3 separate regions of the Homo sapiens genome follow, and all the other regions are linked to region 2. A link is a loop called in an ENCODE intact Hi-C map of the cell type or tissue named here. Cell type or tissue: PC-3. All regions are shown on one strand. Links, peaks and the distances in the headings refer to the core of each region. The heading gives the core; the rest is flanking DNA. Region 1 has its middle 22 kb from the start of ECHDC1. Region 2 has its middle 38 kb from the start of KIAA0408. Region 3 overlaps LOC105377989 (a long non-coding RNA gene).

Region 1 (11,146 bases), core at 2,173-7,172, 54 kb after region 2:
AAGATTGAATCAGAAATTAATTAAATAGACAATTAATGAAAATTAATGAAACCCAAATGTAGCTTTTTGAAAAGATCAACAAAATTGACAAAACTTTATCTAAACTGACCAAAAGAAAAAGAGAGAAAACTCAAGTTATCAAAATTCAGAATTGTCTTAGTTTGTTTGGGTTGCTCTAAAAAACTACCATAGACTGCATATCTTAAAAACAACAGAAATGTATTCCTCACAGTTTTGGAGACAAGGAAACCTAATATCAAGACAGGCAGATTTAGTGTTTGGTGAGGACCTATTTTCTGGTTCATGGATAGTACTTTCTTGCTGTGCCCTTATATGCTGAAAATGGGAAACCAGCTCTCTGGAACCTTTCTTATAAGTGCACTAAACCCATCCTGACCTCATGATCTAATCATCTCCCTAAGGCCTTACATCCTAACACTATTACGTTAGTGATCAGGTTTTCAACATACAAATTTTGGAAAGACACAAGCATTCAGACCACAGCAGGAATAAAAGAGATAATATTGCTAGCAACATTACAGAACTAAAAAGGATTATAAGGAAATACTACTGCAATTGACTTGATGTTTATGTTCCCCATGATTTATATGCTGAAATCCTAACCCCCAAAGTCATGGCATATACATTATTCTCAACTTTACATGGAACATTCTCCAGGGTAGGTCATATGTTAGGCCACAAAACATGTCTTAACAAATTTAGGAAGCTATAGATCATACAGAGTATCTTTTCTAGTAAAAATAGTATACAACTAGAAATCAATAATAGGAAGAACTGTGGAAACTTTACAAATACATGGATATCAAACAATGTGTCTCTGAATAACCAATGAGTCAATGAAGAAATTAAAAGTGAAATTAAAAAATTTTATGAGACAAACAAAAATAGAAACAACACACATACCAAAATCTATGGGGTACAGCGAAAGCAGTTCTAAGATAGAACTTTACAGCAATAAACACCTACATCAAAAATGAAGAATGATCTCAAATAAATGACCTAACATTGCACAGATGGAACAAGAAAAGCTAAAACCTAAAAAAGCAGAAGAAAAAGATAATAATAAAGATTGGAGCAGAAATAAATAGAGACTAAAGAAACAAACTTCAACATCCTTCAAGATAAACATAACCTCTCAACAAATTATGTGTATAGAAGTTTCATAGCTCAATGCAATAAAGGCCATATATGAAAAACCCATAGCTAACATCCTACTGAATAGAGAAAAGATAAAAGCTTTTTCTCTAAGATCTGGAGAAAGACAAGAATGCACACTTTCATCACTTCTATTCAACATAATATTGGAAGTCATAGCCATAGACATTACACAAAAGAAAAAAGTCTTCCAAATTGGAAGGGAGGAAGTCAAATTGTCTGTTTGCAGACAATATGATCTTATGTAGAGATAAACCAAAAGACTCTACCAAAAACTGTTAGAACTAATAAGAGAATTCACTAAAGTTGCAGGGTACAAAGTAAATATGCAAAAATCAATAGCATTTTTATACCTTAATAGTGAACAATCTGAAAAAGAAATAAAACAACTCCATTTATAATAGCTACAAAAATCTATAAGATACCTAGGAATAAAGTTAACCAGAGAGGTAAAAACTATAGAATACTGATGAAAGAAATTGAAGAGAACACAAATAAATAGAAAGATAGCCATGTTCATAGATTGGAAGAATTCATATTGTTAAAATGTCCATATTATACCAAAGTATGTAGAGATTCGCTGTAATCTCTGTGAAATTTCCAATGATATCCTTCACAGAAATAGAAAAGAAATCCTGAAATTCATATAGAATGACAAAAAACTCTGAATAACCAAACTAATCTTGAGCAAAAAAAGCCCCACAACAACAAAGCTGGAGGCATGATACTGCCTAACTTCAAAATATATTACAAGCCTATGGTAACCAAAACAGCATGTATTGGCAGAAAAACAGGCATTAAAAAAACAGTGGAACAGAATACAGAGCCCAGAAATAAATCCACACATCTACAGCCCACTGATTTTGGACAAAGGTGCCAAGAACACACACTGGGAAAAGGACAATCTCTTTAATAAATGGTGCTGAGGAAACTGGATATCCATATGCAGAAGAATACTGTACCCCTATCTTTCACCATACAAAAATCAACTCAAAATGAATTAAAAACTTAAATATAAGACCCAAGACTATGAAACTACAGAAGAAAACATAGAGAAAATGCTTCATGACATTGGACTAGGCAAGGATTTTTTTGATAAGACCTCAAAACACAGGCAACAAAACCAAACATAGACAAATGAGATACGCCAAACTAAAAAGCTTCTGCACAGCAAAGAAAACAATCAGCAGAGTGAAGAGGCAACCTACAGGATGGGAGAAAATATTTGATACTATACATTGACAAGGCATTACTATTCAGAATATATAATGACCTTAAATCAACAAGCAAAAAATAAACCTCATTCAAAAAATGGCCGAAAGACCTTAACAGGCATTTTCCAAAAGAAGACATACAAATGGCCAACAGACATATTAAAAAATGCTACCTATCACTTATCATCCGGGATAATGACCCTGGTCACTAATGACCATAGAAATGCAAATAAAAACAATGAGACATCCCCTCACTCCAGTTAGAATGGCTGTTATAAAAAAGACAACAGATAACAAGTGTTAGAAATTACGTGGAGAAAAGAGAACCCTTAATACACTGTTGGTGGGAATGTAAATTAGTATAGCCATTATGGGAAACAGTATGGAGCTTCCTGAAAAATTAAAAATAGAACTATCATATGATCCAACAATCCCACTATTGGCTATATATCTGAAGGAAATGAAATCAGTATGTCGAAGAGACATCTGAACTCTCATGTTTATTGCATTAATTGGCTATTCACAATAGCCAAGATATGGAATCAGTCTAAGTGTCCAACAATGGGTGAATGGATAAAGAAAATGTGGTATAATGTAATGGAATACTATTCAGCCATAAAAAGGAAGGAAATCTTGTCATTTGTTACAACATGGATAAACTTGGAGACATTATGTTCAGTGAAATAAGCCAGGCACAGAAAGACAAATACCACATGTTCTTACTCATATGCATAATCTAAATATGTTAATCTCATAGAAGTAGTGAACAGAACAATGGTCACCAGAAACTGGGGAGAGTAGAGGTAAGGGGGAAAGGGGAGAGGATGGTCAACAAGTACTAAGTTACAATTAGAAAGGAGGAAAAAGTTCCAGTGTCCTATAGCACAGTAGGGTGACTATAATCAACAAAAAAGTATTGTATATCTCAAAAGAGCAAGAAGAGAGGATTTTGCATGTTCCTACCAAAAATAAATGATAAATATTTGAGGTGATGAGTATGCTAATTACCTTTATTTGATCACTGTACAATGTATACAGGTATCAAAACATCACATTTTACCACATAAATAGGTACTATCATTATGTGTCTATTAAAAATAAAAAATTTTTTAAAGTGGTTCTGGGATGGTGAGATATCTACATGCAAAAGAGTGAATGTAGGCCCCTACATCATACCACATACAAACATGTACTCAAAATGAATCGAAGTCCTAAATGTAAGAGCTAAAGGTATAAAACTGTTAGAAGAAAATATAACAATAAATCTTCATGACCTTGTAGTAGGTAACAGTTTCTTAGATGTGACACTAAAAGCTCAAGCAACAAAAGAAAAACAGATAAATTGGACTTAATCATAATGTAAAATATTTGTGTTCCAAAAGACACCAGCAAGAAAGTAAAAAGACAACCATGTAATGTGAAAAAAATATTTACCAGTCATATATCTGAGAAGAGATTCGTATCTAGAATATAAAAAGAACCTTCACAAGTCAATAATTAAAATATAAATTACATAATTTAAAAGATAGGCAAAAGATGTAAGTAAACATGTCTCCAAATAAGATATACGAATGGCCAATAAATACATTAAAAGATGCCAAAATCAATTAACTATAAAGAAAACACAAATGAAAACCACAATGAGATACCTCTTCGCACTCCCTAACATGGCTATAGTACAAAAGACTGAAATATCAAGTGTTGGAGAAGTTGTGGACAAATTGAAACACTGTTGGTGGAAATGTAAAATGGTACAGCCACTTTGCAAAACTGTTTGGTAGTCCCTCAAAAGGTTAAATATAGAGTTACCATATGACTCAGCAATTCCACTCTTAGGTTTGTACCCAAAAGATATGAAAGCTTATGTCCACACAAAAACTTATCCACAAATGCTGATAGGAGCACTTTATTTGTAACAGCTAAAAAGTGGAACAGTGCAAATACCTATCAGTTGATAAATGGATAAATAAAATATGATTTAGCCACAAATGGGATATTATTTGCCAATTAGAAGGAATGAAGTACTGATACATGCTATGGCTTAAATGAACCTTAAAAATGAGCTAGGAGGCAGGACTCAACACAGGGCTCAGACATTGGACCAAATTGAGTACTAGCTAAAACAGGTCTGGGGCAGAAGCACCTCCCCATAAGACATGCCCACTAATGTGCCATGTCAGTTTACCATTGCCATGGCAACAAGTTAACATTCCTTTCCATAGCAATGACCTGACAACCCAGAAGTTACCTCTCTCATGGTATAAATTTCTGCATAAACCACCCCTTAATTTTAATATAATTAACAGTGGGTATAAATATGACTGCAAAACTGCCTCTGAGCTGTTATTCTGGGAGTATGGAGTAGCCCTGCTCTGCAAGGAGCAGTACTTCTGCTGCTGCTGTATGCTGCCACTTTAATAAAAGTTGCTGTTTAATACCACTGACTCACCCTTGAATTATTTCCTGGGCTAAGCCAAGAACCCTCCCGGGCTAAGACTGAATTTTGGGGCTTGCCTGTCTTGCATCATCTGGTGACCAGCGAAGGGAGGAAGACAGTGGAGACGGCAGTGATTGGTGGAAATGGCAGTGATCGATTGGTGGAGACAGTGAGACCTGGATGGTGAGACAGTACAGACAGAGAGGCAGCGACTGGAGACAGACAATGAAAGATGGCAGTCAGAGAGACTGAAATAACAAGAGACAGTAGTTGGTGAGAGGGAAACATGGCAATCTGCAATACCACAAGGAGAGAGACAGCAAAAATGTCTGATCTCGAGGCTGCAAGAGCTGTAACACCGAGGCTGTAACAATAAATAGCTTCTAACACTACAGAGCTATAACACTAACCAAAGACTCTTTTAAGAGCCATCATCTTTCCCCGGCAGGCAGCAGAGCAAAGTGGAGGATCAAGTGGCCATGGTGCTGCTGCCTTGTGTGGGACCCACTGCTCCAACCAAGCAGGTCAGTGGATTACAGGTCCCTGTGCTGTCCCTCTCACAATATGGCAGCTGAGCCCACTCAAGCTGGGGGAACCTGGAGAGACCTATACCCAAGTCCTGCGTGGGAGATTAGTTGGTGCAACGGGTGAATGTCTCCTCTCTTCTCCTCCCCAACCATAATATTAGGTAAGCTAGGAAATGAAAGCCTTTGGCTAAGTGGTCAGTTAAAAGTTACCCACGGTTTAGATGCTCTGAAGCATATCCTTGTCACCACTTTTCCCATTTTTTGTTTTTGTTTTTTCTTTTCCTCTGACTTCATTTTATTCCTCCACCATTTGTTTTATTTTCAGTCCTAAAAATGTATGTTTTGATTGCAGTTGTTTGTTTGCAGTCATGTTTGCTTTTGACTTTCTGTTAACTGTATTTGGGCAATTGTTCAAGGCAGGATACTTGGTTGTGAGAGATCCCCCATTGTGTGGACTCTAGAACACCAGAGTCAAGTTGTTCTGTGATCCCAGCTTGGTCTGGGGTTCACTCTTGGCCACCCCTGGGGTGCCCCAAGGTTTTTGGGATTTGGTGAGAGAACACTCATTGGCTGAACTTCGGACACTCCAGGTTTTCAGCATAGGTATTTTTGGTCACCCCAACAGATGCTCTGGGGTTTTCGGCATTGACATTCCTTCTAGGATTGTGGGTTATAGCCCCTTACCCTAGGGGACTATTGGTCTTGCCATTTTCTGCCCTAAAGTTGAAAGTATTATTTTCTTAATAGTCAGCTGCAAGCCCCTTCCTATGTGCTGTCCTATAACTGCCTTGCTCAAGCCCTTCTTGGTCAAATAAATTGAGATTTCCCAGACTCCTGGCCTGATGAACAGCACCTACAGTGATAGGCAAGTGGCCACCTGAATATTTTTTGGTGACTCCACTTCTGGGTAGGTTCTCCAGCAAGTCAGGGCCTCTGAAGTCTCCCCTTGGGCAATGCAGTTTACCCTTCCCTTCCTCCTTTCTACAGTCACTATTTGTTAGTCCCCCTCATATAACTCACTCTCTGTGGAATTTAGGCTCAACATCCAACTGCCATTTGTAGTTTGTAATCCATTTTTGTAACACCTTGCTATCTATAGAAAGTGTGAATTTAAAAAGGGAAAAGCAACTAGGCATTTGCTAAACTTAGGCTGACTAAAACCCCCTGTAGAGACTCTTAGTGGACATGGGGACAACAGTGAGCATCCCAGAGGATTCACAATTAGGGTGTCTTTTAGACAACTGAAGTAAGTTCAAATTAGTGCAAAGAAAACTGGCACTTTGAAACCATCAGCTCTCATGAGGACCCTGTCACCATCACAATAAAAGTATGGGGGAAACTGTCCCCCATGATCCAATCACCTCCTATCAGGTATCTCCCTCAACACATGGGGATTATAATTTGAGATGACATTTGGGTGGGGACACAGAGCCAAACCATATCATTCTGCCCCCAGACCCTCCCAAATCTCATGTCATTCTCATATTTCAAATCACAATCATGCCTTCCCAACAGTCCCCCAAAGTCTTAACTAATTATGGTATTAAACCAAAAGTCCAAGTCCAAAGTCTCATCTGAGACAAGTCAAGTCCCTTCCACCTATCAGCCTGTAAAATCAAAAGCAAGTTAGTTACTTCCAAGATACAATGGGGGTACAGGCATTGGGTAAATTTTCCTTTTCCAAATGGGAGAAATTGGCTAAAACAATAGGGCCACAGGCCCCATGCAAGTCCAAAACCTGTCAGGGCAGTCATTAAATCTTAAAGCTCCAAAATGATTTCTTTTGACTCCATCTCTCACATCCCAAGCATGCTGATACAAGGGGTGATCTCCCACAGCCCTGGGTAGCTCTGCCCCTGTGACTCTGAGGCTACAGCCCCTGTGGCTGTTTTCACAGGCTGGTGTTGAGTGCCTGCAGCTTTTCCAGGTGCATGGTGCAAGCTGTCAGTGGATCTACCTTTCTGTAGCCTGGAAGACAGTGGCCCTCTTCTCACAGCTCCACTAGGCAGTGTCCCAGTGGGGACTCTGTGTGGGAGCTCCAACCCCACATTTCCCTTCCACGCTGCTCTAGCAGAGATTCTCCATAAGGGTTCTGACCCTGCAGCAGACTTCTGCCTGGACATCCAGATGTTTCCATACATCCTCTGAAATCTAGGTGGAGGCTCCCAAACCTCAGCTCTTGTCTTCTGTGCACCTGCAGGCCCAACACCACATGGAAGCCACCAAAGCTTGGGGATAGCATCCTCTGAAGCAATGGCCCCGAACTGTACCTTGACCCCTTTTAGCCACAGCTGGAGTTGGAGTGGCTGACATACAGTGTGCCAGATCCTCAGGCTGCAGAGGAGCAGGACCCTGGGCCTAGCCCAGGAAACCATATTTCCTTCCTAGGCCTTTGGGCCTGTGATGTAAGGGTTTGCTGTGAAGATCTCTGACATGCCCTGGAGACATTTCCCCATTGTCTTGGCTATTAACATTCAGCTCCTCATTACTTATACAAATTTCTGCAGCTTGCTTAAATTCCTCCCAGAAAATGGGTTTTTCTTTTCTACCATATAGTTAGGCTGCAAGTTTTCCAAACTTTTATGCTCTGCTTCCCTTTTTTCTGTCCATAAGTTTATTCTCTTTATCTGAAAAACCCTCACAGAAAAGTGGTTTAGCTCTCAGCAGTCTGCTCCTGAGCTCTGAGGAAGTCTGCCCTCTTTTGAGCTACCCAATCTTTCTTCTGAGCAAGGGATATTTTGGGAAAGTTCTACCTCTTCTTTTTAACTTCTTTCTTGGACTTCTTTTTGTAGACTGGATTTTCTCATATAGCAGCATGAGTTTTCTTATATATTTCCATCATGTCTGGAGTTATGCTGTTCTTTACGTACTGAAAGAACTGTTTCTTGTTAGGATCTTCATCTCCTTCCATTAAGTAGTGCATGTAATCTGCAACTTTCTGGCCCATGATGTACTTCTGGTGTACTTCTGCATTAAATTCTTTGCTTTCAGAATCATAACCAGGGAATCGTTTGGTACTGTGAGGGATAGACAAGCCTTCATCCACAGTTCCCTTCAGGGCACCAAAAACTTGATTGCCAGTGGTAGTTCTGGCAAGGCTTGCATCCAAATAGTAGGTAAAGGCACCTGGCTGACCATCAATGCTTTCCACATTGTATTCATCACCAGTCTTCTCCACTTGGCTTTCATAGATCTTGTCCACTTCAAACCTATTGAGAAGCCTGCGGGCTAGCAGCAGGCCAGTACAATATGCTGCAGCATAATTTGTCAGGCCAACATTCACACCATATTTTGGCAGTTTGTGCGCATATGCTGCGCAGACTATCATATCCCCCTCTATACGGACATAAGCAATCTGACAAATGATACGTCTTTTTGTTACATGAACTATCATCCTGTATTTGGGTGTGTTGTATTTATTTTTATCCTGTATCACCAAGCATTGCTGAGAATAATAATCATTTTTACCCTCTCATCGTCTTCTAAATTTCACTTGGTATCTCTTAAAGTAGGCCTTATTGTTAACAACTTTAATAAACCCCATCCTGCAGAACAGAGACCTCTGCTTCCCTTTTAAACATAAGTTCCAACTTTTTTTTTTTCTTTTTTTTTTGAGACAGAGTCTGGCTCTGTCGCCCAGGCTGGAGTGCAGTGGCGCAATCTCGGCTCACGGCAAGCTCCGCCTCCCAGGTTCGCACCGTTCTCCTGCCTCAGCTTCCTGAGTAGCTGGGACTACAGGCGCCCACCACCACACCTGGCTAATTTTAGTAGAGACAGGTTTCACCATGTTAGCCAGGATGGTCTCGATCTCCTGACCTCGTGATCCACCTGCCTTGGCCTCCCAAAGTGCTGGGATTACAGGCATGAGCCACTGCGCCCAGCCTAAGTTCCAAGTTTGAACCACGTGTTTGTGAGTGCATATAGCTGAATGCTTTCAGAATCAGCCAGGCCACCTCTTAAATGCTTTGCTGCTTAGAAATTTCTTCCACCAGATACCCTAAATCATCTCTCTCAAGTTCAAAGTTCCACAGATCTGTAGGGCAGAGGCAAAATGCTGCCTGTATCTTTGCTAAAGCACAGCATAAGTAACCTTTGCTCCATTTCCCAAAAGGTTCCTCATCTCCATCTAAAACTGTCAGAGGCTTTTGAGCAAAGTGACTCCATTTTGAGTGAGGGCTGGGAAAATGAGGCTGAGACTTGCTGGGCTACATTTCCAGAAAATTAGACATTCCTAGCTTCTAGATGTTTATGGCTAAGGGAACACATTTATGATGTTTACTGAAACAGACCCAGACTTGGGAGTGTCCAGATATCCTGATATCTGGAGAATAAGGACATTCCCAATTTTGCTATAAAGATAACAATATTGATTCTTGCAAAATATAGTAATTAAGAAAATTAATCCTTTATCACAAACCCTTGTAGCAGAGCACATCTCCCCAAGCACTATTTTTATCCTATAAATATACAAGCATTGTACCTAGGGTGGATGCATTCCTCTTCTTACTTTCAGGAACATCCTACTCTGTCTGTGGAGTAGCTGTCCTTTCACTGCTTTACTTTCTTAATAAATGTGCTTTTACTTTGCACTGTGGAATAACCCTGAATTCTTTCTTGCATGAGATCCAAGAACCCTCTCTTGGGGTCTGGATCAGGACCCCTTTCCAGTAACAAAACCACATCAGCCTGGACTTCATTGTCTATATCACTGTCAGCACTTTGGTCAAAACCATTTAATAAGTCTCTAAGAAGTTCCAAACTTTCCCATGTCTTTCTGTCTTCTTCTGAGCCCTCCAAACTATTCCAACCTCTACCTGTTACCCAGTTCTAAAGTCACTTCAACATTTTCAGGTTATCTTTATAGCATTACCGCACTCCTAGTACCAATTCTCTGTAGTAGTCAATTTTCACACTGCTATAAAGATATTTACCTGAGACTGAGTAATTTATAAACAAAAAGAAGTTTAATTGACTCACAGTTCTGCATGGCTTTGGAGGCCTTAGGAAGCTTACGATCATGGAGAAAGGTGAAGGGGAAGCAGATGCCTTCTTCACAAGGTGGCAGGAGAGACCTGGTGAGTGCAGAAAAAACTCCCACTTTTAAAACCATCAGATCTTGTGAGAACTCCCTAACTATCACAAGAACAGCATGGGAGAAACCACCTCCATGATCCAATCACCTCCCACCAGGTCCCTCTCTTGACATGTGGGGATTACAATTTAAGATGAGATTTGGGTGGGGACATGGACCCAAACCCATATCACATCCTAATCTTGTTTATTTCCTTCCTTCTGCTTGCTTTAGATTTAGTTGACTGTTTTGTTTTCAGTGTCTTTAAATTGGAGGTCTTATTATTGATTGGAGATTTTTTTCTTTTTTTAATAGATATTTACAGCTATAAATTCCTCCTTTAACCATTGTTTTAGCCATATCCCATATTTTTTTTGTTGTGTTGGGTTTTTGTTTTCATTCATTTCAAAGACAGTCTTTTTTTCCTTCTGGCTTCTTAAGCTATAATGACAAAAATTGTATGTATTTATGGTGTACAATGTGATGTTTTAATATATGTATACACTGTGAAATGTTTAAACCAAAGTAATCAACATATTTAGCACTGCATATATTTATCACTTTTTTAGTGGTGACAGCATTTAAAATATACTCTCTTAGCAATTTTCAAGTATACATTATTAACTATGGTCACCATGCTGTACAATAGATCTCCATAACTTATTCATCCTAATTGAAATATTGTACCTTTAGACCAACATCTCTACATTTTCTTCCACCT
Region 2 (11,146 bases), core at 3,371-8,370:
TTTCCATCTGTTTACTTTCAACCTACTTACATTGTTGTATTTGAAGTTAGTTTGTTGTAGACAACATAAACTTGGCTCATTTTTTAAACCCATAGTGCCAATCTCTTTTAATTGGTGTAATTACATCATTTACATTTAAAGTAATTGTTGATATGTTAGTACTTTAAGTCTTTTTAATTTTTTTTTTTTTTTTTTTTTGAGACACGTTCTTGCTCTGTCACCCAGGCTGGAGTACAGTGGTGCTATCCTGCCTCACTGCAACCTCTGCCTGCCAGGCTCAAGCAATTCTCCTGCCTCAGCCTCCCGAGTAGCTGGGACTACAGGCATGCACCACCATGCCTGGCTAATTTTTTGTATTTTTAGTAGAGACGGGGTTTCACTATGCTGGCCAGGCTGGTCTCGAACTCCTGTCCTGATGTTCGCCCACCTCGGCCTAACAAAGTGCTGGGATTATGGGCATGAGCCATCATGCCCAGCCTATCTTTTTAAATTTTATATGCTGGATATAAATCCCATATCAGATATATAATTTGCAAATATTCTCTCTCATTCTGTATGTTCTCTTTTCATTTTCTTTATTGTGTCCTTTGAAGCACAGAAGTTTTTAATTATGTTGGGAGGCCGAGGTGGGCGGATCACCAGGTCAGGAGATCGAGACCATCCTGGCTAACACAGTGAAACCCCATCTCTACTTAAAATACAAAAAATTAGCTGGGCATGGTGGTGGACACCTGTAGTCCCAGCTACTCAGAAGGATGAGGCAGGAAAATGGCGTGCACCCGGGAGGCGGAGCTTGCAGTGAACCAATATTGGGTCACTGTACTCCAGGCTGGGCGACAGAGCGAGACTCCATCTCAAAAAAAAAAAAAAGTTTTTAATTATGATGCAGTGCAATTGATGTTTTTTTTTCCTTTTATCACTTGTACATTTAATGTCATATCTTAAAAAATCCATTTCCTAAAGCAAGGTCATAAAGAATAACTTCTATACTTTCTTATAAGCATTTCATTGTTTTAGCTCTTACATTTAGGCCTATGATCCATTTTTAGTTAATTTTGCATATGCTGTGAGGTACAGGTCTAACTACGTGATTTTGGATGTGGATACACAATATCCCCAGAATCACTGATAAAATGTAATTGATCTGGCTGGGTGTGGTGGCTTACGCCGGTAATCCCAGCACTTTGGGAGGCTGAGGTGGACAGATCACTTGAGGTCAGGAGTTTGAGATCAGCCTGCCCAACGTGGTGAAATCCCATCTCTACTAAAAACACAAAAGTTAGCTAGGCATGGTGGTGGGTGCCAGTAATCTCAGCTACTGAGGAAGCTGAGGCACGAGAATCGCTTGAACCCAGGAGGCAGAGGTTGCAGTCAGCCAAGATCGCACCACTGCACTCCAGCTTGGGCGACAGAGTGAGGCTCTCAAAAAAGAAAAGAAAAGAAAAAAAAATCCTAAGTATTTAATTTGCTGATGCTATTATAAGTTGAATATTTTTCTTGATTTCATATTACAATGTATTTTGTATATTGACTTTGTCGCCTGCAGTCTTGCTGAATTAACTCATTTGTGCTAATATTTTTCTGTGCAGGGTTCCTTAGGATCTTTTACATACGACAATATGACATCTGCAAATAGAGTTTTACTAGTTTCCATCTAATCTGGGTACCTTTTCTTCATTTTCTGCACTAATTGACATAGAACATCTAGCACAAAGTTGAATAGAAGTAGCAAGAGTGGATATCCTTGTCTTATTCCTAATATTAGGGGGAAGAATTCAGTCTTCCACCATTAGTTATGAAGTTTACTGTAGGTTTTTCATGGATCTTTATCAGTTTGAAAATGTTTCCTTGTATTTCTGGTTAGTTGAGTATTTTAAACATAAAAGGGGGTTGGATTTTACCAAAATCTTATTTTGCATCTGTTGAGGTGATCATGTTAATTTTGTCTTTTATTCTACTGATACAGTGTATTACATGGAATGATTTCATGTATTAAACCAATGTTGCATTCCTGTGATAAATCCCACTTGGTTATGGTATAATCCTTTGTATATGTTGATGGCTTCAGTTTGATAATGTTTTGTTGACATTTTTTACATATATATGAATATATATGTACTGTCTCTAGTTTTATTTTTTGTGATGTCTTTGTCTGGCTTTGTTATGAGGGTAATATTGACCTCACAGAATGAGATGTGAAGTGTTCCCCCCTCCTATTTTTTGAAGAGTTTGTAAAGGATTTTAAACTAGTAAAATTATCAACTTTTCTTTAAATCTTTGGTAGAATTCACTAGTAAAATCATCTGCCCCAAAAATTTCAAGATTGAAATAAATATTGTCCTTTAAATACAAATTTTCAAGTAAAATTTACATTCCAGGAAGTTGTGTTGAGCTTAAAATATGACACACCACTCCCATTTTCATTTCAGAAACATGAATGTAGTTCCTCATTCTTTTGTGAAACGCTATACGTTCTTAGAAAAGGAGCATCATTTTTGAGGTGCCTCTTTCTTCTGGTGTCAAAGACATATGTTCTATTTGTAGTGTAGGATTTCTAGTGGCTTTTCATCAGTACTTTTATCAGTCAAAGTCCAGTTAGGAAAACAGAGAAACACTAAGAATTTAAACACATTACAACAGGAAATTGGAAACAAAGGTACTAAAATATCTAGAAGAACAAAATGATGATGGGAGACAGGGGAGCAAGAAGGAAGTGGAAATAATACCTAGAGATTAGAAACTGCTAATGATCCTGGCCTGGAACACACACCTGATGCTGCACTGTTGGCTGATTCTGGAACACTGAATAAGAACCATTTCACATGGAAAAGTTCTGCTTCAATTTGAAAGTGTGAAATCAGCCGGGTGCGGTGGTTCACACTTGTAATCCCAGCACTTTGGGAGGCCGAGGCGGGCGGATCACGAGGTCAGGAGATCGAGACCATCCTGGCTAACATGGTGAAACCCCGTCTCTACTAAAAATACAAAAAAATTAGCTGGGCATGGTAGAGGGCGCCTGTAGTCCCAGCTGCTTGAGAGGCTGAGGCAGGAGAATGGCGTGAACCCGGGACAGAGAGCTTGCAGTGAGCCGAGATCACGCCATTGCACTCCAGCCTGGGCGAGAGCAAGACTCTGTCTCAAAAAAAAAAAAAAAAAAAAAGTGTGAAATCATCTGACTTCCAATGCCATAACAACAACTACCAGTATTTCCCACTGGTATATGCTAGAAACCAGAAGCTTCTCTTTTCCTTTATTCTTCTGATCTTCTGCCAGTACCAAAGGAGCCAAGGAAATAGAATTTGTAATGTCCCAGCCCTGATCACACACAGCAAAGTATGTAAAGGCAAGTGGGGAAAATCCAAGTGTTTCTGCAGAACATATTCGAAAATAACATTTGATTTTAAAATGCCTTAAACTATAGGAAAAATGATAGAAGATAGTGTCTGTTGGGTGATTTTCTGTTTATTTCAATATTTTAAAGCAAAATAAAATTATCCCCCAAATATAGAAGTATCATTTACTTACAGCTCTCAGTAAAATCAACACAGAGGATTTATAGCTCAACTTGGCAGAGGGTACTACACAGAAATGTCAAACTGCCAGAGCAGAGAATAAACAGGTTTGGTTTGCTTTTTTTTAATATTATGCTCAGGATATTAATTTGTCATATGAAGGAAAAGAGCAAGGAATAAGACTTTCACCATAAAAGTACTCAACCCATTCCAAAGAGGAAAGGGGAAGGATAGGAGATTCATGAAGCATTGAGGGCTATTCCTTAAGTTTTATTTCACATATGTGCCTTAAGCAACTGCCTGTAACCCAGGTCCTCCTAAAATAATTTACAAGACCAGTAAATATGTTCACTTACCTAATATTTCTTTTCTAACTCTGAAATTTACATTCTAAAATTTTCATGCTTATTTAACAAAGATTCCATAATTATTTAAATCTTAGGCCAGGCTCGGTGGCTCATGCCTGTAATCCCAGCACCTTGGGAGGCTGAGGCAGGTGGATCACGAGGTCAGGAGATCGAGACCATCCTGGCTAACATGGTGAAACCCCATCTCTACTAAAAATACCAAAAATTAGGCCGGGCACAGTGGCTCACACCTGTAATCCCAGCACTTTGGGAGGCCGATGCGGGCAGATCACATGAGGTCGGGAGTTCAAGACCAGCCTGACCAGCATGCAGAAATCCCGTCTCTATTAAAAATACAAAATTAGCCAGATGTGTTGGCACATGCCTGTAATCCCGGCTACTTGGGAGGCTGAGGCAGGAGAATCGCTTGAACCCAGGAGGCAGAGGTTGCAGTGAGCTGAGATTTCGCCATAACACTCCAGCCTGGGCAATAAGAGCAAAACTCTGTCTCAAAAAAAAAAAAAAAAAAAATTAGCCGGGCGTAGTGGCATGTGCCTGTAATCCCAGCTGCTCGGGAGGCTGAGGCAGGAGAATCACTTGAACCCGGGAGAAGGAGGTTGCAGTGAGTCGAGATCACGCCACTGCATTCCAGCCTGGGTGACAGAGTGAGACTCCGTCGAAAAAAAACCCAAAAAACTCTTGAATTCATTTTAAGAGGGAAATACATATTATTTTCCTTGGTCAAGCACAGTGGATAACACCTGTAATCCCAGTACTTTGAAAGGCCCAGGTGGGAGGATTGCTTGAGCCCAGGAATTTTAGACCAGCCTGGGCAACACAGAGAGACCCTGTATCTAGAAAAAAAAATTTTTTGAACTTAGCCGGGCATGGGGACATGCACCTATATATAGTCCCAGCTACTCAGGAAGCTGAGATGAGAGGATCACTTGAGCCTGGTAGGTCAAGGCTACAGTGAGCTGTAATTGTGCCACTGCACTCCAGCCTGGGTGACAAAGTGAGATCCTATCTCAAAATACATATATTCTTAAGTAAAATATATATATATATATTTTAGATAAATATGTATGTTTTTCCTTAACAGTTCAACTCTCTGGGCCGGGCCTGGTGGCTCACGCCTATAATCCCAGCATTTTAGGAGGCTGAGGCAGGCGGATCCCAAGGTCAGGAGTTCAAGACCAGCCTGGTGAAACCCCATCTCTACTAAAAAATACAAAAAATTAGCTGGGCATGGTGGCATGTGTCTGTAATTCCAGCTACTCGGTAGGCTGAAGCAGAAGAATTACTTGAACCAGGACCTGGGAGGCAGAGGTTACAGTGAGCCAAGATCACGCCACTGCATTCCAGCCTGGGCTACTGAGCAAGACTCCATCTCAAAAACAAACAAACAAAGAAATGAAAACAGTTCTACTTTCTGAAATGTTATAAAGTGCAAAGGGAGATTTTTCAGAATGAAAAGAATGACTTACAAATTATTGTAATGAAGTGATTGAATTTTTTTATTTCAGTCTGGACATGGGGTAAAAAGCCCTTTGTGTCTCATAAAAGTCCAATTAAAAGGCAGCTCTGGTCTGAAATTACACCACTGCCATCTTCACCTAATTCAGACAGTATATGTCATGTAATGGGAGCACAACACAAACACACACACACAAAATTAGCAATCATAGGCATAAAAGTAAAGTGGGTGTCCTGGGGAATATAGCAAATATATCGGCAGTGAAAACAGCAAAGCACACAGCATCCCATTGGCTTGTGTTATCTTGCAGAGAGACATGCTGAAGAAGGGGGATCTGGATGCTTCCTGGAAGGAGTTCTAGGAATGCCTCACCTGGTACTACCACTCTACATATTGATAGAGTAAGAGGGGTAGGCTACTTCATTGTGACAATGTAACAAGGAGAGCTTTCTTTAACAATGCCATGGGACACTGAAAACAGCCTTGTGACAAAGGGGGAGCCCCAGAACTCAGGCACTGTATCTGCTTGTTTGTTCTTTGGTTAAGCTGACTCAGACGGGTGTCTAGCTAAACTACCAAAAGGGGGAGGAAGTGAGTCACCAACGCCAGCCATCTGACTTAGTCTTTCATTGTACTTGTGAACTGTTACAGCCAAGAGAAAGAGAAAGAAAATTTTGAGAATTCTAGAAGACTTACTGGCAAATAGGCATCTTTTGACTGTAGTGGAAAAAGTTACTATATTGTAGAATGCCAAAAAAGTAATGAGATCACTTTTATATGGTAATAATATTTTTGTATTTTCTATTCAAAATGTTTATGAGAACAGATATATGAAAAGAGAAAAAAAAATTTTAAAGATATAGACAATATGATTTATTTTATTTAGCCATTCAAATTATGTTTATCCTTTAGAGTCCTAATTAGATTAGCTTAATTTTCCCCTAAAAATAAGAAATTATGTTTTTTATGGTATAAATATATTTCTTTCTAGTCATTTAAATTAATAAGCCTTATTTGTTAGTTTTATGGTGTTTAGCCTATTAACTTATGTTAAATAATATACTGTAAATGCTGAGCTATTCACCCTACTGATGAATAAGAAATTGCCATCCTTGAGGAAAACAGTTTCAATAAACATATTTATGATGACCATGCATCTGGGGTTACTAGATTTAACAAATATGAATATGGAATCTTCAGTTAAATTTTAATTTCAGATAAACAACAAAAATATTTTAAAATAAATATACTCCAATACTCCAAATATTGCATTTATCTATCTCTTTACCTACCTATCTTTGTGTTAACAATCAGTTCATAACCACTTGATTGGTTTATTACACTAAATCACTACTTTGAGTCAAAGGTACTCCCAACCTCAGATTCTTTTGCCTACATACATCCAGTTTTGCCTAGGACAGTCTTGGTTACGGCATAACTTCCCAGTAATTATTTACCCCACCTTTTCACTCTCAAAAGTGTCCCAGTTTGAATATTAAATTATATAACAAAATCTATGCACATTAAGTATAAAATGCAGCTCAAAGCACTCAAGGGAGAATTAAAGGATAAACAAAAGAAAAAAAAGGAATAGTTTAAAACCAGAAAGCAGAAACCAAAGGAAGGGCTAACTAGAACTAGTGATAAAGTCCTTGTTTTGAAAATAGGGAAGGCTGGCCGGGTTCAATGGCTCACAGCTGGAATCCCAGCACTTTGGGAGGCCAAGGCGGTGCATCACCTGAGGTCAGGAGTTCGAGACGAGCCTGGCCAACATGGTGAAACTCTGTCTCTACTAAATATACAAAAATTAGCCAGGCATAGTGGCGTGCACCTGTAATCTCAGCTACTCGGGAGGCTGAGGCAGGAGAATTGCTGGAATCAGGGAGGCGGAGGTTGCAATGAGCCAAGATCACGCCATTGCACTCCAGCTAGGGCGACAACTGCGAGACTCCATCTCAAAAAAAAGAAAGAAAATAGGGAAGGCTTTCAGTTGACTTACATGGGACACTAGCAGGGTTCCTAGTTGTACAAGATAGTACAGATGTGTTTCCCGGACTTAAAAACTATGTTGTGAAGCTGAGAAGAAACTGGAACAGACAGTCTGTGAGTCAAAAGAATTGGAAGTGGAAGGGAGCTTAGAGCTTAGAGTAGAATAAACCAATAAAGTGGTGATAGTTATTGCTAACGAAAAGGTAAAGAAATCATCAAATAGGAAAAAAGGCAATAATTATAAAGTATATTTCCCATTGTAAGCATAATAAAGCTCATTATATCAATGTGAACTTATTTGATTATAAATATAATTAGAACGATAATCTTCTCCCAACCCAGAAATTCTCTCCATAAAGGTAGTAAAGAAAGCACTTTTATTATTGAATAAACATTAAGCCAGAATGTGAGGTACATCACAGGTAATCCATTAAGAGATTCCAAAAACAGAAAGTAATCATACCCCCTTATATCGCCCAGCAGATACAACGCATTACATACGTGTTTTCAAGATAAATAACAATTTCTCAGGTAAGACAACATGACAGCCCTATTTGCAAACATCATTCATCCTAACTTTACCTGGAAATTGAGGAGATCGTTCCTGTTAGCTAATTGACCTTGTCCGGGGAAAAACAAACTTCTCGTATTTTTATGACAGAAGGTAGTTCTGGAGCCTGGCTTCCACTGAAGTTAGATTCCTGTCCTCCCACAGAAACTGGGAGATTAAGGATGCTATCTCCCTCGTTGTGTACATTTCAATGGCATTGTTCCTAGATTATTGAGAGAGACCTTCCTGGGCTGACAAAGGGCCTATCTAGTCTTCAAAATGATTTATACACATTTTAATGAACCAAGAGAGTACAGTGGGCTCTCTGTATCCAGGAGTGTGCATCTGTGGATTCAATCAACCATGGATCAAATATATTTGGGGGGAAAAAAAACATTCCACAAAGCTTCAAAAAGCAAAACTTCAGTTTGCCATATACCAAGTACTACATTCAGTCCATGCAAAGGAAGTGATATGTAGACATTGTATTAGGTATTATAAGTAATCTAGAGATGCCTTAAAGTCTTCAGGAGGATGTGTGTAAGTTACATGCATATACTATGCCATTTTATAGAAGAGACTTGAGCGTCTTTGGATTTTGGTATCCCAGGGGTCATGGGGAGCCTGGAACCAATCGCTCACAGATACTGAGGATAATTATGTTTAAAATTAGAAGCTTTCTAGAATAAATTCTCTGATAAAAAGAAGAGAAGGAAAATCTTTTATTTTCAGCAGGGAGAATTATGCTTCTTATTTTAAAATTTTAATTGTCCTTACAAAACCTACAAAAAAAGTTGAGAAAATTCAATATTACCTATATCTGGATTAGCATTTTTGTATATTTTCTTACATTTTATGTATTATGTTGGTTTTTTTAGCTTTTAACATACAACATATACAAAATTTTATGTCTCACTTTTTTTCTTAACATTACCCCATGTTATTAGTTTAATATCACTTTAATGGCAGTATTTTAATGATTGTGCTATATTTCATGTTATATGATAGATGACATCTTGGTAAATAACATATTTTCTTTTTCTTTTTTTTTTTTTTTTTTTTGAGACAGAGTCTCACTCTGTCACCCAGGCTTGGAGTGCAATGGCACGGTCTCGGCTCACTGCATCCTCCACCTCCCCGGTTCAAGCGATTCTCCTGCCTCAGCCTCCCGAGTAGCTGGGACTACAGGCGCATCCCACCACACCCGGCTAATTTTTGGGTTTTTTTGCTTTTTTTTTTTGAGACGGAGTCTTGCTCTGTTGCCCAGGCTGGAATGCAACAGCGCGATCTCCGCTCACTGCAAGCTCCGCCCTGCAGGGTTCATGCCATTCTCCTGCCTCAGCCTCCCGAGTAGTTGGGACTACAGGCACCTGCCACCACACCCGGCTAATTTTTTTTTGTATTTTTAGTAGAGACGGGGTTTCACAGTGTTCGCCAGGATGGTCTCGATCTCCTGACCTCCTGATCCGCCTGCCTCAGCCTCCCAGAGTGCTGGGATTACAGGCGGGAGCCATCGCGCCCAGCCAGTTTTTGTATTTTTAGTAGAGACGGGGTTTCATCATGCTGGTCAGGCTGGTCTTGAATTCCTGACCTCGTGGTTCGCCCACCTCAGCCTCCCAAAGTGCTGGGATTACAGGCGTGAGCCACAATGCCCAGCCTTTTCTACTGTTTTCTTTTGAAACATTATCAGGAATAGGATGTGTGAGTAAATAAACATTTTAAAGCTTTTGATAGGTAGAGGAAGAGGACATGGTCTTTGTCTTCTTTCTCCTCAGTTGCAGACTCATTTTTCTCTCAGTCTTCATAATTACATTGTCTGATTTAGAGTGTGATTACATTAATGCTAGATCATGTTGCTCAAAATTAAACAAGTGGGTAATTTCCAAGATTGATTGGCCATACTATTGTCACTGTATTATGCGCATTTTGTTGCATTGGTTCATATTCCTTCTCAACTTACCTCTTGCCACTTGGAATATATATTGATTCATTATGGTGCCAAGCAGTAACATAGGAGTGTTTGATCCAACAGAAATACACAATCAAGGATAGCAAAAGTAACACATGAAAGACCATAATCAAGCTTAATTTCCACTTGCTCTGTTTTTTCACGTATCTTTAAACTATGGTTTTAGCTTCGATAAATGACTGAAGCTGGAGAAGCCATGGTTGAAATCAACCTACACTTCAGTGCACAGTTGAGGAGCCAGAGACTAAAATCATCTACAGAACCACAACAATGGCAGTATATCTTTTCTTCTTTGAACAAAAATCTATTTTTGCTGTCTTTTTACCGTATAAAGTTTTTTTGTTTTGCTTTGGTTTTTTTGTTTGTTTTGTTCATTGGTTGGTTATTTATTTATTTATTTATTTATTTTGAGACAGAGTTTCGCTTTTGTTTCCCAGGCTGGAGTGCAATGATGCGATCTCAGCCCACCGCAACCTCTGCCTCCTGGGTTCAAGCAATTATACTGCCTCAGCCTCCTGAGTAGCTGGGATTACAGGCGTGTGCCACCATGCCCAGCTAATTTTTGTATTTTTAGTATATAGGGGGTTTCTCCATGTTGGTCAGGCTTGTCTCGAACTCCCAACCTTAAGGGATCCACCCGCCTCGGCCTCCCAAAGTTCTGGGATTACAGGCCTGAGCCACTACGCCCAGCCTAAAGTATTTTTTAAACATGAAAATAATAAAGATTTTGATAGATGTTGCTGAATTGCTAAACCTTATTTAAATAACTGTATGTTTTATCCAATAGTTTTTCTCCTCCTTGTTAATCAAGCAATTGTAGAGTTTTAAAGTAACTTTAACAATTCCTTCTTCTTCCAATTAAATAGCCTAAAACATTCAAAACCAGTAGGCAGCATGAAACAAATATATATCCTTGTTGTTCTTTTTTCTCCCTGTTTAGGAGGAGCCCAACACCCTCTGCCCTCACTGGAAGCACAGTGAGCCATCACTAATAATTCAGTAGCAGATATAAAACGTAAGGGAAGAAAGAATACTGAGTGATTCTCAGGTTGCCTTCAACTCTGCTTTAAAGCCTTGAACATTGGTGATAAATTTTATACTCATATAGAGAAACAATTTCCTCAACCCCATAAGAATAACAGAAAGGTGGCTTTTTAAATAATCTAGTTGACTGTATTACATATTTTTCTTGCTCTACTCCAGACTGTCAGGTTTGCCCTAGATACAGAGTAAAGTAAACCCTGGAGACTACTAACCCAAGTCCCTGAAGCAGCCACTGATGTCCTGTGATCAATGGATACA
Region 3 (11,146 bases), core at 3,219-8,218, 220 kb after region 2:
TATTTTTTTTTTTTTTTCAAATTCAAGTAGGCATGCTTTCTTTAGCTTCGTCTAAGCTATTGAGATGGGGCTAACAGGGCAAGATGAAGGACAAAGAGATTGACATAGATAATTTTATCAATACTTCTTACATAGGGTTGTTCAATCAGATATGGAGCCATCTAATTGTAGCTGCTTCTCTAAATCTTATACATAAATATATTCAGGGAAGTTCTGTCAAATCTGTTATTTAATTCAATACACATTCTGTAAAACTTCCCTAATCTATTACTTTAAAAACTCTAAAAAGCAAACAAACTAAACCACAACAGAAAAATGGGATTAGTAAGGCAGAGAGCATGATACCTGAGAGGGGTTGTGATCCCATGTGTCCTGTAGTTTTCTCTGATGGTAAAGGCCGGTATTCTAGCTTCTTATCAATAGTTTAACATTATTTTTAGAATTTTATCAGATACCAACACACAACTTTGGTGCAGTCTTCAAAATCCACAATTGTTTCTCAGGGCAAGCCCTGTTATTTAGGCAAAAAGGAAATATGTTTTGAAAATAAATTTTTTTAAATGAGCAGTTTTGGAGGGGTGCTGAAACATAATTGATTTTTTTCAGAAGTATTTACAATACATGTAAGATAATTGCTTTATTTTCTGGCCTTATATAATAAATTTTATGATTTAGAATCTAACTTGAAAGCAAGCATTTCTCTTTTATTGGCTTAGGAGAAGTTGTGAAGATGTGTGATTTTTTTACAGATCATCTGAGTTTCTATAGGACAGAAAACTAGAATTCTATATTTAGTATTGGATCCATACTGTAACCATTACATTAGGTTTCTATTTTTAAGGATTAAATAGTAAGTTAATGGAAACAATATAGCCCTATTTTTGCTTAATATGCTAAGCACAAGATGCTTTATATGAGCAACTGAATACATTAATAAAAAAATCTCATTTTTAATTGAATAGCTGAAATGATGCCAATATGTGAAAGAATTATAAACTGTTACAAAAATAACTGGTTGCATTAAACAGGATTGCATATAGTAGACTGCTGCTGCATGTGTTTGAAAAAGGAAATGCAAATATGGAAATAAATATATGTATTTAATTAAATAAAATATAATTAACAGGTTTAAATTTTTTAAGGGAAATTTTGCTACTAGGCAGTGACGTCAACCTGAGCTATTTTTTTTTCTTGTCAGTGATTTATATTCATGATTCAAATATTGGCTGACAATTTGATCAAGGGGGAGATAAGGCATCCTTAAATTGATATTAATAATATTATCAGACTTGATATTTTACAGCATTTTACATTTTAAAAAGATTCTGACATCTATTTTTATTTTATTTGTAATTTATTTAAAAAATAATGTACAAAAAGTAGAAAGTAATATAGTATACACGAGTTTGGGGCACAGAGTTGAATAGCCAATATTGCCTAAAAGTTGAGAAATTTGACTTAGGTGTTAAGGAGGGCAGCAACCAAGATTGATTTTACATGAAAAAAAAAATCAGTTAAGATGAAGTAGCATTACCAAATGCATTTATATAGAAAAGGATACAGAGAAATAAAGGTGAAGGCAAAAATATCTTACTGAAAATTATGAAGTGATATGGGAAGTCAAGAGAGAAAGTTGGGAAGATGTATTGGGGAAAACAAGTTTGAATGGAAATTCTGTTAAAATTGACATTTATCCCTCACGCTTAATATTTATAGTGGAATTTTAGTTTTATCACAGGTGTGGATAGTTCTACTCTTTGTTAAATTAGAACATTTACTCTTTTTTCTCCTTTGCCTCAGTAGGTTAATGGCTGTAGTCTAATTTCTTCATAAAGCAGACCCAAATAAAACATATGTTGACTCTCTGTAGGCTGTACCTTGAGTTTCCTTCTTACCCACAGATAGAAGCCTTCTCTATTGAGTTGTCTACATTCTGCATCTTCAATTCCCTACCTCTCATTCTTTCTTGGCTCACTGAGACCTGGATTCTGTCCTCAGAACTTTGTTAAAATAAGTTCTAAAAGAACACCATATTGGCAAGTCCTGGGGACACCTGCCAGTCTTCAGATTGATTGATTTTGTTGCAATATTTGATATAATCGTGCCCCATAATGTTTCTATAATGTTGCTTTCTTTATTCTTGACCTGTTTACCTCTGAGTCCATCTTTCTCAGTTCCCTTCATAACTCCCTGTTTCTCTACTCACTCTTTAAATATTGCTAATTGTATTCAATCTTTTTTCTTCTCTTTCACTGAATTCTCCTTAGGCTCACTCACATATGCCCTGTGATTTATTTATTAGATAATTACTTCTAAATCAATATCTCTACCTTTCATACAGTTTAGCCCAGGGACAGACCTATAATATTCCAGACTCCTAGGAGATTATCTCAATTGAATATCTGTCACACACCTCAATCTCAACAAAGCAAATAAACAATCCCACTCTCAGCTGTGGGTGATTCTCTGATTAATGACACTGCTTACCGAGTGAGACATGGGACTCACTTTGCTCCCCTGCTTCTTGCTATTGGTTACATGTTTCATGGCTTCTACCTTCAAATGATCTCTGGTGTCTATTCCCTCCTCTCCTTCATCTTTTTCTGCATTAATTCAGGTTCTTTTTATTTTGAAGTTGACTATACAATTTTATACTCCTATACTTAAAACTGTTACTCATCCGAGTGTTCTTCATTCTTAAAAATCCATCTTTTCATTGTCACCAAAGGCAACTTTTAAGACAAATAGAATTATTTCATTGCTCCTCATAAAAACCTTAACAGACTCATCACTGTTTTCAAGATAAAGTATAGACTCTTTCCCATAACATATAAGGCCATTTATCATCTGTTTCCTGTTCACACTTCCCAAATCTCTTGCCAGAGAACACAGAAACTACTTGTAATTCCCCAAACTGCATATTCTCATTTATGCCAGGCTTTTCTCATGGCCTGTGATACCCAACCCGACATTCATTTCCTATTTTGTTTCACTGCCAAAGAAGTACTCATGATTGAGGAATTAGCTCACGTTACTAAACACTCATCCTCTCCTGCTCCTGCATCCAAGCCTGAGTTAGGGGCTCATTCCTCTTGACCTCCGCACCAGGAGGCACAGACTTAGGTAAAATACCCTCATAGCATTTGGGTATCTTATGTGTTTCTCCTAGTAGGAAGATTCAAAGACAAGAATTTTATTTTGTGGATTTGTATTATCTGTATCAAGCATGTTGCCTGGTGAACAGTAGATATACTGTAAATACCTATTGATTAAATTAAATATTATAGAAAGATTGATTATTGAAGGAAATATATGTGTATGTATGTGTGTTTACATGATTGTATTTATATATATTTATATATAACAGAAATATCGATATTTCTGTTTCAGAGTGACTTGGAAATTCTATTTTAAGCAAAGCACATACATTTTAATTAGTAGCAATTTACTGGGAACCCAGTACATACTTGGCATGCCACATAGTTTCCTTTAATCTTCACAACTCTATACAGTCTGTAAAAATATTATATTTATTTTATATATGAATATATGGAGAATCAAATAAATTACTTTTCCAAGAGTGCACGGTCAATAATAAAGAGATTTAAATGCAAGTCTTTCTATCTGCAAAGCCTAAAATAGACAGAACTTTTAAAATTTTTATTTGTTGAATTATTGTTTGTTGAAAGAGAGGAAATGACTAATAATGGAAGCCAAAGATGATTCTTTTAAATTTATTACAACTTGTGGCTTGGGTAAATTTGATCTTACTTTCAGCCTTTGCAATATCTGATGAAAGAGGGTCTGGAATTTAGAATATCCTTTATGTAGCCTGCCTGCAACTGGCATTTTGGCTAATCAAAATAAGAAAAAAAGGAATGTTTAGTAAAATGCCTGTTATTTTCAAAAGGAAAATTTTTTAAAAGGAAAACTGAATTCCTCATTTTGCTGGTATAGTTTAGGCCATGTGAGAAACACAATAAATATGTGCCATCAGGAGCAGCCTGTGAGCAGATGAAACTATCTCAGACATAGCTCAGCAGTTTTCCTCTGCCAGACATTACTTCCTATGGAAAGAGAGACAAGTATACTTTTAAAAAACACTTATATGAGATTAAATATCCTTACATATTTATTTGACTAAATGGAAGGCATTTACTGTTCCCCTGATAGTTAACAAGTTTATTTCATTTTATAAAAATAAAGATTTATACATTGGGAACAAGAAATAATTTAGGGTATATACATTTCAAATAATTTATTTTGTCATTATTAGTAGTAGTTATTGTAAATTAGGTATAATGGTTTTTAGGAGGTATTATAATTTACTCATAAGTTACATATATTTCTTTTCTTTTTTTTTTTTTTGAGACAGAGTTTTGCTCTTGTCTCCCAGGCTGGAGTGCAATGGCATAATCTCGACTCACTTCAACCTCCACCTCCTGGGTTCAAGTGATTCTCCTGCCTCAGCCTCCCAATTAGCTGGGCCTACAGGTGCCTGCCACCATGCTCAGCTAATTTTTTGTATTTTTAGTAGAGTTGGGGTTTCACCGTGTTGGCCAGGCTGGTCTGGAACTCCTGTACTCGGGTGATCGATCCACCCACCTCGGCCTCCCAAAGTGCTGGGATTACAGGCGTGAGCCATGGCGCCTGGCTGTAAGTTACATATATTTCTAATGAGTTTTTTTTTTTTCTTGGCATTGGAATACAATGCTTTCTATGTCACCTACAAAAAATCTTACCAGAGCATTACACAAAATAAGAGAAGTAATTCCTAGGGCAATTATCTACATAATAATATTATAGTAAAATTTACTAGGAGCAACTCAAGCATTTGATGTAATTATTTTGTACAGGTAGAGAGCTGGACCAGTTGCTGTTTGCCGATGATAAATGTTAATTGAATGGGATAACTACACATAAGTCGGATGCTGATAGGAAGTGCATGAAACATGGTCTCTGCCATTGCAATGAGAAACAATGGTTGAATGTCATAATCATTATAATATACTCTTACAATGGAAGTATTGTGTTTTTCTGGTACATTATATTGGAGAAATTGGTTTCCCAAGACAGAAAGAAGATTTTTATGTAACAGGACAGTAATAATTAGACCTAAATATAAACCATTTTCATATCTAAATTAACTGCTTGGTGACTGAGTGCTAGTTTCAAACAGTAGAAAACAAGGGAATTAAAATATAACTAAGAAGATAAGCCCAACTTGCAAAAAGCCATTATGGACAGACAGTATTCCATTCTTTGGATTTTAAAGTAAAATCAGTAAGTCTTTGATTTGTTTTTGGTTAATAATGGAAAGCATTTTCCAAACTAAAAGAAAATGAAATTAATACTTTATTAATGGTGCTAAGAAAAGCTAGCACTCCCTCTCACCCCACTCCTAGCAAAGCTTTGCCTCCAGATGTTATTTTGTATTTATTTTGCAATGTTTATTATGGCAGTCCAAGATGTTTATGTCTTAAAGATACATTGGTCAGTTTATTTACAGAGAGACAGCTTCTTGAAGTGAAGGCAGTTTACTTTGGGTGTGGGTTAAGCTACATAGCACTAGAGAGAATGGGTGTGACTGGTTTCCTCTTGTGTGTTCTCTTATTATTTCTTTCGTTTCTTTTCATTACAAGCGCTTCTCTCTCTCTTTTTTTAATCCTGTAAGGTTTTATATGATTTGTCCTGTGAGAAATAGTTGAGTTTTTCTGAGCAGTTACCCTGTACAGGAAATGAAAGAAACACAAGGCAGAATGGATGACAGGGCCTTGACACCTTTGCTTACCACCTTTGCCTCCTGTCAAAGGTGACACTGGAATAGCTGGAGACCTTCTCAAGGCACTCAGGATAGAGAGCAGTCTGTAGTATTTGACAGAATCACTGATATTTCTCAGGCAAGGCTTAGGATTGACTAACGGGAGAGAAGGGAGGCAGTAGGTGCTTGTGTTTGTGCAGTAGGACTGGACCAAGGATTTTGAAAGATTCTGTCGTTCCTTTTTTTAATGTATTGCAAACTAACACAGAATTAAATTGTAAAACCAGTATAAGAAAGTTCAACCAAGTTCTCACTTTTCTCATTATGACTATTTCAATGCCATTTCAGTAATATTGAATAACATTTATTTGAAACATTGCTTTGTAATATAAAAACAACATTTTTAAAGTTGTTTTTTCTTACTTCTGCTTTGTTGAGTTCATCAGAGTGTACTAACACTCTGATGGGAAATCCAATTTGTGGAAGTGCAAGGACATGACAAAAGAGAAGCTGGCAATGTGATATTTGGTGAAGGCTGGAGAAGGGCTGAGACATGTTTTGGTTAGGACTGGTGTGGCGTCTTCATACCCATAATGTAGTATTTTGCAGGAAGAGTGAAGCTTCATCTTGCAAATTAGAATATATAGGGAATTCCACTTTTAATTATTTTCCTCCACTTTAGCATTATTTTTCTTTCCATGCTTTAAGGAGTGATTTGGGCATAGATTTGTTTTCTGAAGTATTCTCAATACACTTTTAACTTAATATTTAAGTCTTGTATGTTTCAAGTGATACAAGGGAAAAGCAGGACCATCTGCTGCTTTTTCTTTGTGGATCTGAAATAATCTTACACCTCTTAAAGAGACATTTTGTAAACACTGCCTGTGGCTAGCCCTTATAACTGGCTACTTCAGTTAAAATGATTCTCAAAGGTATAGTTTATTTTATTTAATTTTAGTCATTTGAAAATAATGACTAAATACTGCTTGAGTGGCAGATCAAGACATTAATTTTGCTGGCCAGTTCAGTAGTTCAGTTATGATCATTGTTACAGATAAAAGAGTTTTCCTTCAAATTGATAATTAAATCACCCAATCTCGGTGAAGCTATACTTAGATAACTATCTGTATTTTCACATTTTCTGGATCTTTTTTGGTATCAAAACATACAAAGTTGCATAACTATAAAAGCACTAATATGTTTTATATCATTTTTACAGAATGGAAAACATCAATATTTATTGTGGATGCCAGGCTTGGTATATCAATTATTACAAAATCATACAAGGCTTTTAACCTCCATCTAGAAACCTGATAGAAAATTTTAGGAGAATGTTATGTCACCTATACATATGAAAATTGTCTAATCTGATAGCTCTACTGGTACAGCAAAGCACTGTTGCTAATTTCCTAATGGCAGAATCTATAGGTTGATTGATTATTTATTTAAAAGATACTTTATTAATGGATGGAAAGGGCATCTGCTGACTATTTTCATGTTTCATGTTTTATATTCCTGTCCCAAAGTGACTACATTAAACCTGAAACAAGTGATTTTTTTACACAGTCATTTCTCTTTATGCTTATTAATTTCTAATTATTCTTTGCTTGTCAATATAGTGTTAATTTATCCATTATCTAATTGACTGGTTTCTTTTGGGGGTGAAAGGGGTGGAGGCAAGGAAACTGATATAGGCCCTGAATTTCAAATTGCTTAGGCTTGCAAGGATGTTTATGGCCAAACAATCTATTTTGACAATTGTGGAAAGGATAATTCTCATAATAAATTTGAGAATTCTAGAGATACTAGAACAGCACATTCTAATGGTCTCTTCTGTTCTAGAAATAATACCATTTTGGATTTAATTGGATCATCTGGATATTCAAATAAAACTCTATTCTCTTGACCCTTTCACATGTACATATTAAGCTATCCTTTAAATATTCCATAGTTAACAAGTGGAATTGTTGGTTTACCACAATAATTCATTTCCCCCCCTAAAATTCCAACATTAAAAGGAGACTGGCAATCAAGAAAGCTAGAACTTATTTGCATGAAACTGACTCACTTTCCTAAATTGACTCTGCATGTCTATGTCTTTTTTGGAATCATAAATTATTCTCACTGCTGGTTTGGATAAAACTAAAATCTATTTTCCTGTAGCATTTGGTGTGTTCATAAAGTGAGTCATAATCATTTTTTTTTTACTATGGGAAAAAGATCAGTAAGGGTGAACTTAGTGATAAATAGGACCTTCTTCCAAATAGTTGCCACATGAGGAAAATCCCTTGTATGTGAAACACAAAGTGTTTCTATTTTTGTTTTCTAGTTTATTTTTATTAAACTTCTTTTAAGAAGTATAAATGGGGCCGGGCGCAGTGGCTCACGCCTGTAATCCCAGCACTTTGGGAGGCCGAGGCGGGCGGATCACGAGGTTAGGAGGTCGAGACCATGCTGACTAACATGGTGAAACCCTGTCTCTACTAAAAATACAAAAAATTAGCCGGGCGTAGTGGTGGGCGCCTGTAGTCCCAGCTACTCGGGAGGCTGAGGCAGGAGAATGGGATGACCCCGGGAGGCGGAGCTTGCAGTGAGCCGTGATTGCTCCACTGCACTCCAGCCTGGGCGACGGACCGAGACTCCTTCTCAAAAAAAAAAAAAAAGAAGTATAAATAATATTCTTTCCATAGCTCTATACTTCGAGGAATTTATTAAATTATGTCTTCTCCAGTTTATTCCTAGGTTAATTTTTAAATCATTAGGTAGGGTTTTTTTTCCTTCCCAAACTAGTCAATCAAAAACCATAAATAAGCAAAGTGTAGAACAGAAGTAGGGAAGGAAGTCAAAAGGATGGACGGACTGCTGCCAGGGACAGCACAGTGCCCCAGGGCATGGCACTCGTTTTTGGCATGTCATTCTGGTGGAGGGGCAGTACATGTCACTGAGTAGTTATAAGGATGAAAATAAGGGTTCCTTTCTTTTTGGGATCAGAATTCTTTTTACTTTTTTTCAAATCTTGAGATCATCATAGCCAGATAGTTGACGGAGTTGTCACCAAATTTTCTACCTCTTGGGAGATTGGGACCAACCTGGAATGTGCGTGTTCTGGGGAGACCGTATGTGGTAGCGTTAACTGACTCAGAAATGTCTCCAGTTCAAGATTCCACATTTAGTGGTAGTTTATTTTATTGTATTTGGGTATCACACAATGTACAAAGTAAAGTTGCACCTCTAGTTCCATGTTTGATATAGCTCCATTGCCAGCAGCTACAGAAAAAAAACAATGCAGATATACTAGAAGGAAGTGAAGTATATCCTTACTCCCTTCTAGTAAGGAAGGGCTACATTGTTGCATTCTCAAATATGTGGTCTCATCACGTACTTCTATTGACTCCTTTTGGGGAAGAATATAGGTAATTCTTAGACTGAAATCTCCAGTGTGGGCGGCAGTGTGAGCAATGGGGAAAGGAATGTCAAACTGTTGCTGTAGCTAGGGACTGGCTAGCAACAGTAATAGCTTATATATTTATTGTGCTTTATAATTTCAAAGCACTTAAAATACATTTGATTGTTTTATTTATAAAGGTAGACTCCTCTTTAAAATGTTTAAGAAGTTGTTAAATTTGTTGAAGAAAATCTAGATCTTGCTTGAAATTCATTTGTGATAGAAATTCGGAGCAGCTAAAATAGTAACTGATGCTAATAGTACAAAAGTGAATACTTCCATTAAACCTGTTAGGCAGAACACTTTGGTAAAGTTATTATTTAACCTTGTTTAAAAACTTTTCTTATATGTATCTGCCAGTTTTCTTTTTTAAAATAAAACTTAATCCTTTGTAGGTGATTCAGTATGTTGGATTGCCTCCACATCATATTGAACAACAATTTTCACTGCACACAGCTATAGATATAGAAGTAACTGTAACAGTTTGCAAACTGTTTATATGTCAGATTATTTTGTGGTCATGTAATTATGTCTTTTGAAATTATTATGTAGCCAATTTTCCAATTAATGAAATATTTCCACTTGTTGGAGTTGTGTTACCACTGTATTTTAAGGACTATGAATAAAAATGATTGCTATTTTGCTTTCTTGCTTCCCCCCTCCCTCCGTCTCTCCTATGTTTCTTCCTCCCTTTCTTTCTTTCTTCCTTCATTTTTTGTACCTGTGTATGTGATGGATATGTTAGCCTCAAAATTACTTGAGAGCCAGTATGGGCAAGAAAAGGTGTGTGACAATTAAAATCCTGATATTGAATGTCTGAAAGTAGCTGGAAGAAAATGAAGTATCCTCTGAAGAAAGTTGTTTTGGTAGTTCCAACAGTGAAGAAAATCTGTTGATGTTTCTTCCTGGATCATTGCAATTCTGAACAAGGACTCAGGGGAAAGATGATCATGCTGGCAAATACCCTGCTTATACCAGAAAAGAACTGAATTGAGGGCTAATCCACAGACATAAAGGGCTATAACAATCGAGGGCTTCCCAAGGAGCCAGACTTACTGTTCTCTTTCTGAACTTTGGTCCTTTACTGATAGCACGTATTTCCCATTTCTCCTTTTTATTCCTCTTGCCTACCAATGCACTTGCCTCCCCCAATCCACTGTTCCCCACAAACCCCACATCCAGCCAGCCCATAGGCTTCCTGCAGCTCTGTGTCTCACCGCCTCACCCTACCCCGCCGCGCCACACACACACACACAGTCACATTTCGAGTTCAGATTCAGAGTTAAGTCTTATCCTGGGTTGAGGCCTCTAGAACTTGACGTCTCAGGCTTCTTAATGGGGGATAATAGTTTTAGATCATGAAGAAATACCTCACTATTATATGTCATGGGCAATCTTGGAACTAATAATAAATATGACTTTAGAAGTTATGATGAAGGAGAAGGAAAGTGGGCTTTGGAGTCAGCCAGAGCTGGGTGTCACTTCCAAACTCACATGTTGCTAGTTGTATGACTTTAGACACTTCTCTGTGCCTCAGTTTCCTCTTTTGTAAAACAAGGACATCAATGACTCACAGGGCTTTTGGGATAATTACATAATATAGTATAGTCAAAGGGTTAAGTGGCTAGCATAAAGGAGGTACAGCCATTTGTTTTGTTTTGCTTTTCTTTTTCTAAGAACATTTGAAATAAAGTTACAATAATCTACTATGTTAGTAAGATGAAATGTTATTGCTTAAATTTGGAAAAATTTCAATTGATTTGATCATGATCCTTGTTTAATTTTATTTTTTCAGTGGTGGATGAATTCCAGACAAATTATCTTTGCGTTACAAGAAGTTACACCCTGTTTGTAACAGATCAACCACAAAACAGGCCTTTTCCCCATAATTTGACCAGAAATAGTTGCAGTTGTATTGAGAAAGAATCTAGTTGGTTCCT

What was found. Peaks named below come from ENCODE experiments on the same cell type or tissue, not always from the same donor. Only the 100,000 strongest peaks of a DNase experiment are listed, where the experiment ranks them.
Region 1: a loop joins it to region 2, with 3 times the contacts of the local background. A loop is called at or near these places in 6 of 110 quality-filtered maps.
Region 3: it touches region 2 in a loop (3-fold over the local background); 2 of 110 quality-filtered maps call a loop at or near these places.

Annotation. Positions count from the first base shown.
Region 1 is chr6:127,360,265-127,371,410 of GRCh38, reverse strand. It overlaps the pseudogene RPL5P18. Among named protein-coding and RNA genes, the nearest start is that of ECHDC1, 22 kb to the right of the region's middle. In PC-3, for the core only: no CTCF peak of the experiment used is centred there; a DNase peak (open chromatin) is centred at 4,900; H3K27ac peaks cover 1,531 bases.
Region 2 is chr6:127,415,416-127,426,561 of GRCh38, reverse strand. It overlaps the pseudogene LOC100287856. Among named protein-coding and RNA genes, the nearest start is that of KIAA0408, 38 kb to the left of the region's middle. In PC-3, for the core only: a CTCF peak has its summit at 5,882 (motif pointing right); a DNase peak (open chromatin) is centred at 5,911; H3K27ac peaks cover 483 bases.
Region 3 is chr6:127,199,590-127,210,735 of GRCh38, reverse strand. The region is part of intron 1 of LOC105377989 (a long non-coding RNA gene); the gene reads left to right. Among named protein-coding and RNA genes, the nearest start is that of RNF146, 62 kb to the left of the region's middle. In PC-3, for the core only: no CTCF peak of the experiment used is centred there; no DNase peak of the experiment used is centred there; H3K27ac peaks cover 589 bases.